Regions from separate parts of the Mus musculus genome. Here regions 1 and 3 are each linked to region 2. The links are chromatin loops, found by intact Hi-C in ENCODE. Cell type or tissue: heart. All regions are shown on one strand.

The links. Hi-C counts contacts between places; a loop is a spot of excess contacts. Peaks named below come from ENCODE experiments on the same cell type or tissue, not always from the same donor. Only the 100,000 strongest peaks of a DNase experiment are listed, where the experiment ranks them.
Region 1: a loop joins it to region 2, with 5 times the contacts of the local background. A loop is called at or near these places in 4 of 42 quality-filtered maps.
Region 3: a loop joins it to region 2, with 4 times the contacts of the local background. A loop is called at or near these places in 5 of 42 quality-filtered maps.

What each region holds. Positions count from the first base shown.
Region 1 is chr1:68,501,531-68,504,030 of GRCm38, reverse strand. The region is part of intron 3 of Erbb4 (erb-b2 receptor tyrosine kinase 4); the gene reads left to right. Among named protein-coding and RNA genes, the nearest start is that of Gm51744, 450 kb to the left of the region's middle. In heart, no CTCF peak of the experiment used is centred here; no DNase peak of the experiment used is centred here; H3K27ac peaks cover 506 bases.
Region 2 is chr1:69,105,185-69,107,684 of GRCm38, reverse strand. Erbb4 (erb-b2 receptor tyrosine kinase 4) reads left to right here. Exons shown (of 27, transcript NM_010154.2): 1 at 1-10. Among named protein-coding and RNA genes, the nearest start is that of Erbb4, 1.6 kb to the left of the region's middle. In heart, no CTCF peak of the experiment used is centred here; DNase peaks (open chromatin) are centred at 554, 1,024 and 1,494; H3K4me3 peaks cover 2,500 bases; H3K27ac peaks cover 2,500 bases.
Region 3 is chr1:68,976,525-68,979,024 of GRCm38, reverse strand. All of the region lies in intron 1 of Erbb4 (erb-b2 receptor tyrosine kinase 4), which reads left to right. Among named protein-coding and RNA genes, the nearest start is that of Gm51744, 21 kb to the right of the region's middle. In heart, no CTCF peak of the experiment used is centred here; no DNase peak of the experiment used is centred here.

The DNA of each region.
Region 1 (2,500 bases), 600 kb after region 2:
GTCTCAGTAAATGGCTAAATATAGCACCAGAATTAGAAATATAATTACCCCTCAATATAAATAGTCTCTAAATCCTTGTCTAAAGTGTAGCTACTTAAAACAGAGTTACTTTGAAGGGCGATATTTTTAATGCAATGTTATTTTTTTTTATTTGATCAATCTGATATTCTTCTTTTCAATACTTGCAAAGACATTTTTCCCTTCTAGGTTTCTCACCGTAAAAAGTGTTTTCTTTTGCTTTCGCTTCATATGATTTGTATTACATTATGAGAAATTCAAATTAATTAAGCTCTCACTCTCTCTCACTCTCTCTCATTCTTGGTGTGTGTGTGTGTGTGTGTGTGAGAGAGACAGAGAGAGAGAGAGAGACAGAGAGACAGAGACAGAGACAGAGACAGAGACAAACAGAGACAGAGACAGAGAGACAGAGAGAGACAGAGAGTTTGTGTTAACAAAAAATAGTATTTAGAGTTTAGAGTTTAAGTGGGCAACAGAAAGATTAAATGTTCGATCTGTGCTATTTTAAGAGACAAGAACAACTGTGTTGTGTGCTGCTGTTCTCAGAAACCCTAGCTCTCATGAGGAGAATTTCTAGATGAGAATAAAAGAGCCATTTACTTTTTTGAAGTTCTCCTTTTTAAATAGGATCGCTTTACAGTTGAGGACACTCATGGGTGTTTATCTTTGGAACACTGCATGTGATGGGATTCCAAAGCCTTGGCTTACCATGTGCAAGGCTAGCGTTTCTATGATAACAGGTGTAAAACAACTTGTGTGCTCATGAAGCAGTAGTGTGGAAAGTGGATTCAGGGTTACAACAGGATAGTTAGACAAGCTGACTTGAAATCAAGTGTAATTTCTTCATGTTTACTAAGCTCATTTTAACTGTACCCCAATTTTAGTAATTTTTTAAAACCAAATGTATAGAATTTGACTTTTCAATCAGGATGAACATAGTGGATTGACAATAGATGGTTTCTTCTGGTTATGATTTATTGAGGAACTACAGCAATAAAGGGATCTGGTTTTAGATTCCTCTTTAAAATTTATTCTGAGAGGAGGTGCCAGAGTCAGAGACCCACTGTTCTCACATTCATAATTTTATGAAAACACTATATGGAAGGAATCCATAATATATGTAAAGTACCTGGTGCAGACCCTTGCAGGCCCCGTGCATACTGCCTCAGTCTGTGTGAGCTGATATGAACTTTGATCATGTTGATTTAGAGGGCTTTGCCTCCTTAGTGCCTCTGTTCTCTCTGGCTCTTAGTGGCTTCTCTTCATTGGAGTTTTCTGGGTTCTAAATGAAGAGATTTGATAGAGAAAACCCAATTGGGAGTTGAGTGTTCTAAAGTATTTCACTCACAGCTAAAACTTTGTCTGTGAATCTCTATACTTGTTTCTATCTGTTGCAGAAGGAAGCTTTTCTGATGATGGCTGAGCAAGGCACCTAGCTATGACTATAGCAAATGTCATTAAAAGTAATATTACTGCTCTTTTGGGGGGGCATAGGAAGTAATATTTGTTTTTACTATAGGTCTCTGAGCTATCTACTATCTGTCTTTGGTTACCCAGGCATGTCAAATGTAGGTTCCATATTGTGGAGTGGGTCTTAAGTCAAATTAGAAAATGGTTGGCTATTTGATTATAAACTACTACAACTGCCATAAACAATAATATACATAATTTGTCAAATTGGATAATGAAAAAGTCAAAGCCACATCATTTTATAGGTTGTCGGGCAAGAAAGTGTAATTTGGAAACTCTGAAATTGCTTAGAAATTAGCTTCATAATGTCTGATAACATGCTCTTTACATCACGTATTATTAGAAAGACACAATAAATGTGATGCAAAGTATTACTGCTAAATGCACTATCTGAACTTAAAAGATACTTTTGAAACTGAAATATAATAAATGCTACTTTTCTAAGGCTCTAATATTATCTATGAAATAGGAAAAGGAAAAATAGCTTGAGAAAATGTAAAACAAAATTCATCAGTATTTTAACAACAAAAAGATTTTAAAATGTGAAAGAATAAGTACTTTGTGTGTATACTTCTCATAACTGCTAAACAAAATTCATGAACATACACACTATGACCTTAATCCTCATCCTTTCCAATTGCCTAAAATGACGTATGTGCAGGTATAATGAAGGTTAATGTGGATGATAGGTGGCTAGTGGACTGACAGTGGTTGAAATCTGTAAAAGGAAAGCCAAGTAACACGTGGGAAAGGCAAACTAGAGAGTTAGGCTCACACTGGTCTATAAATACAACTGTGAACTGCTGTACTCTAGGGTCAGTAGGTCGCATACCTTCCATGACTGGAATGCCATTTGGCCACAATTGACTGAATACTGGACTTCACCACAACAAGAGTCATTAGCAATTCTACTCCTGTTAAAAGAGAAACATAAACTACTTATGGATTTTCTTTTCTTCTTATTTTTTATTTAATGATGCCGAGAATGCTGGGTAGCTGCTTCCTTTTAGAA
Region 2 (2,500 bases):
TCTCAGTCAGGTGGGTCGCGGTCTCGCGGTTCCCGGTCGCGCTCCAGCTGTTGAACCCGCCACTGCCTCCGGTGTTTCCCTTCTCCCTCGCCCCTCTGTCACCCTTAGGCTCCAGGGACCCTAGGGACCGGGCTTCTGCCTTGGGTCGCCCCTAGCTCCATCCCAAACTTACCTTTGTGTGTGCGTGCGTGTGTTTTTAATTGATGCTACAAATGACTTCGCTTTCCTGCCACCCTCTATATTATTGTCCCCCCTCTCGCCCTCTCTTTAGCCCCCTTCTTTCTTTCTCGCGCGTTTTCTGGGAGCCTAAGCGGGATCGCTTCTGGTGGCGCCCGTTGTTCGGGGCGTGGGAGACCTGAGCCCGTCAGTGGAGGTTCCCTCCTTCTCGAGCTGGGAAGGGGGGGGGGGGGAATCAAACCAAACCGGAGAATCGCTGCACCTCTTCGGGCTGCCAGGAGGTTCCTGAGCTGAGCCTGGCTGGCCTTCCCCGGGGTGCAGGGCTGCGGCGGAGCGCGGCCGGGGAGCCGGGCTTGGCACCTGAGCATGCTGGCGCAGGGTCCCTGGCCCGAGTCTCCAGTAGCCTGCGGGGTCACACCGGACGCCCAGCCCTATCCGGGCAGCTGGAGCGCACCGGGTGCGCGCCTCGGCCGGGGGCCAGGGACTCTGGGCCTTCTTAGTTGGCATCTCTAGGCTGTCTTGAGATTGACTTGGGGCGAGAAAGAGGGTGTGTGTGTGTGTGTGTGTTGGGCGTGCGACTCTTCAGCCAGCATGATCTCTCTCTCTCTCTCTCTCTCTCTCTCTCTCTCTCTCTCTCTCTCTCTCTCTCTCTCTCTCTCTCTCTCTCTCTCTCTCTCTCTAAAAGAGCCTGGCATACTGAGTCCAGAGCTCGGCCTTCCCTCCCCATGCTGGACTTGGCTCTGGGAAGAGTTCTTCCAGTAGTGCAACTTGGGGTTGGCCTAAACTTCTGTTTACTGCCCTGCCGGGCTGCAGAGCTCGCGGGTGGCGCTCACTGACTTAGCCCGAGGCGGGCCGGGTGGCGGCGTCCTGAGCGCTGCCACTGTTGGCTGGATCGCCCAAGCCCCAGGTATTTGGACAGAAAAAGGACTAATTGACCCCGAGAGAAACAGTGTCGCTGTCGTGCTGGGGCCGCCAGAGCCAATGACAGCAGCTGCGATGTAGAGGAGCTCAAAGTTTCTTGACTCTTGGGAGTTACCCCGGGGATGAGAGGAGGGGACGCGAAAGGACTAAGGAGAATCTGTGTGTCTGACCTGGCCCAGAGGGGAGAGAAGAGGGCTTTTGGAGAAGGCAGAGAGATTTCCGGAACCTTCCGGGGCTGGTGGCGGGAACGTGGGCGTCAGCTTGAGAAGATAAAACATTCAGGAGTGGCGACAGGGAGAGCTTTAGGTCCCTAGAGGGTGTCCTTCTGACCTCACCGAGAAAGCTGCAGCTTGCTAGTTTTCCCGCTCCGCCCCCGCTCCCGCCTCTTCCTCCTCGCCTAGTAAATAACAAGTTACAATCTCTGAGCGGTTCAAAATGACCTTCGAATGGCACATGTGCGCCATTTGTGCTGGCCGTTTGCATACTCCCAGTGACTCTGAAATTCTTCCTGCATACCAGATCCTGCGCTCCAGCCACCTCTGGAATCAGAGCAGCAGCAAGGACTTGAGATTCCAGGCGGCCGCCTAGATACATCCCTTTCTAGCCCCCGACTCGGAGCCCTTTGCCTTTCCCCTCAATGGGTTGATTATGCACATTGACCCATTCAAAAACACTTGCCACTGTCATGCAGGCTTAGCCGAGAGGAATTTCTATCAGGCCACCCTACCAGGGAGCTGTCTGGCGTGGCCCGGGCCGCTGGGGGGATCCCCGCTTCAAGTCCACAGCAATTTGGTATTAACTCTGCAGCTCCCGGTTGGGGCTATGCCGAAAAGCCCTTTTCAGAATTTAGGCAAGGAATGTAATCCAAATTAGTTCTGCAGCTGTCCCCTTCCGCGTCTCAGAGGACACCAGCCTGCGCCCAGCTCCCTCTGCTCTTTTCCCTGGGCGAATTGTCAGACCCACAAGTGAGCCCATTTAGAAGCAGGAGGATTAGCGTGCCATTGTTGTTTCGTGTGTGACTCTGTACTTGAAATTCTAGGGGCACAAAAGAGAGCCTCACTTGTTCAAAACACAAAGTGATCTAGATGAAAGGGCCGCACAAAGAAAAGCTCTCGGGTGTATCCTCGGTATAATTGCAACAAGCATACTTAGGTGATCTATTGGAAACTGTCTGTGCCCCCAAGGGCTTCTTCTTTTTTTCCAGGCGCCTCCACCACACCTGACAGAGAAAGTTCAGCTGGTTTTAATGTAGTGCTATTATCAAAACAAGTCGCTGTCTGGTGAGAGTGAGGCTCTGTTTGCGGCTGTGCATGTGTGTGGCTGTCTATCCAAGTAAATACATAGCGCGCGTCTCCTCTCTCGCGGTTAGCAGTCAGCAGCAGTTTGGAGGAGTTTGTTTTGG
Region 3 (2,500 bases), 130 kb after region 2:
TCCTTTCAAGATCCTATTAACTACCCTTAGCTTTGAGATATATTTGAAGGATCTGTTTTGTTTTATTTTGACAACTCCAAATACAATGTTATAAAAAGGAAAATTTCTGACAATGTGCTTAATCTGTTTTGAATAGTAAAACTAACTGAGAAGTTTTTCTGAATTTCAGCTAGTTCTTTCTGACTTATAAAATCAGGTACTTTGTCCTGATTTCCCAATTTCTCTGCAGCTTTTTCTAAAAGTCTAGTCAGAAAATCAGATAAGTTATGTGCTTACAAACCGTTGCTCAACTAAATATTTAACAGTCTCACGATATCAAGACAGCTGGACTCCAGTGTTACCCTTTCTCTAAAGGTATATCCAAGGTAGCGTTTGCTTACTTTCATTGTAATTCATGAGAATATTCTGATATTGATATTAATTTTTGGTAGAGAGCCTTGAGAGACTAGAGAACTACATTTTATATTTAGTTTTTTTTAAATGGGACTTGTTAATTACACAGTGCTCTGAACATGCTAGGTATGCAGCCAGTGTTTGCTAGAATCATGCTTCTTGCTGTGTTGTTCGCATAAACCACAACAAGTGCACTCTTGAGAAATCAGTGCACGTACAGAGGGATATTAAATTTAATTCTTTAATAGAAATTTCAGGATAAATTTCACTCCATACGTTAAAGATTGTAATCGTTTCCAACTACAGTGGCCAAGTGTATTAAATTAAAACTACAGTTATTATGGAAAACACAAAAGACCTAGTTAGGATACACATGCTTTCTAAGTCACAATGAAACTCCCACTGGATTTGCTTATATTTAGTTTTCTAAGTTTATAAACTTAGTTTTATTTTGCCCACCTGGCTATGTTATGAATCTTATTAATACTTAAATATCATAGACTGGCAGATCTACATAGGGAGAATTGAAAATTAACTATGTGCACTGGTACATCAAAAATAGTGCCTCCTGTGAAAGAAAGAGAAAATGTATAAGTTTCAAAATATTCATGGTTTCATCAATAGTTTGAATTATAAGAACTATATAGCCAAGAGGTTTAAAAAGAAATTTGAGTGTTCTTGATTTATTTGGTTCGGCCTCTGTTACTTTAAAACAGTTCCTAATAGTTCTTCAGTTCTACTAGAAAGCTAAGGGCTTAATTACAATTAGTTTCATGACCAAAGCAAGATCTTTTACCATGCCTCCTGTTACTGTTCTTTCCCTGCGCTTTCGTTATCCCTGCACACTGAATGTAGAGGCAGGGTGGGAGATTTGATCTTGCAATGGTAGCATAAGAGGCCTGATCTCAAATGCAAATAAATTTTTTAGACATTAATATAAATGATATATAAATAAAATAACTGAAATTTCTTAATCATAAATAATATATAGAGTGAAAAGTATAAACATATTACTTTATAGATGAATGTACATAATCTATACCTTTTGAAGTATCCTCAGCTTAATAAATTCAAGGATTTGATTTTTGAGAAAGGGATTTATTCTCCCGAGCAGGCTTTCCGGTAGTTTAATATATAATCCAGGCTAGCCAGAACTCATGATGATCCTCCTGCCTCAGCCTTCAAATGCTGGGATGACAGTTACTATGCCTGGCCTCAAGGTTATTTTTATTTGCTTATTTGTCTTAATGGAAGGAGTAAAAATATAATTATGAAATTTTAGAGTTCCTCACTTTTTGCCAAATCATTGATCAGCTTCATCCATTTGAATACAATTTAAATAACCCTTCAAGTTTTATGAAGAAAGTACAGCAGCCATGTAGCATGCAAGGCCTTGAATGAGAGATGGACAAGCCAGTCTTTTCTCTAAAAGAGCAGCAGGAGAACAAACAGAGACATATACTACCTCAAGAAGATTCAATAACCGAATAGTCAAGTATCTTATTGGCCTGATGGATAAATGTGGATGAAATGTGAAAATAATGATAGTACTTTAATGCTAGACATACAAGACTGTGGGGAACTTTTCTAGGTATAGAAAGTAGTGTTGTGCAAAAGGAGGCAAGTTAGGGTGAACAGTAGAAAGGTCAATTTGCTCCCTGGATCCGTTTGTTTCAAATTTTCAGTAAGAAAAGGTAATGGAACTTACCAATAGCTTTATAATTAAGGAAATGGTACATATGTGAGCATTATTCAGGTAGAGAACACAGTTTGCTTACTAATTTTCTATAAATAGGCAAGGAGATTAGACTGCATATAGAGTTTTAAGCTATAGGACCTGTTGACTCCCAATACCTGTCTTAGATACTATTAGATTGCTGTAACTACAAAACCTGACCAAAAAACCCCCATAGAATAATAAAAAAAAAAGATTTATCTTGGCCCAAGTTTTCAGTCCATCATGGATTAGAAAATAGTTAAATTCATGGCAGAGAATATAATAGGAACTGGCAGCCACAACTCTAGCATCCATCCCACACACAGTGACCTACATCCCTCAGGGACTCCTTTTATATTAAGGGATCCAAAGATTCTAAATGGAGTTCCC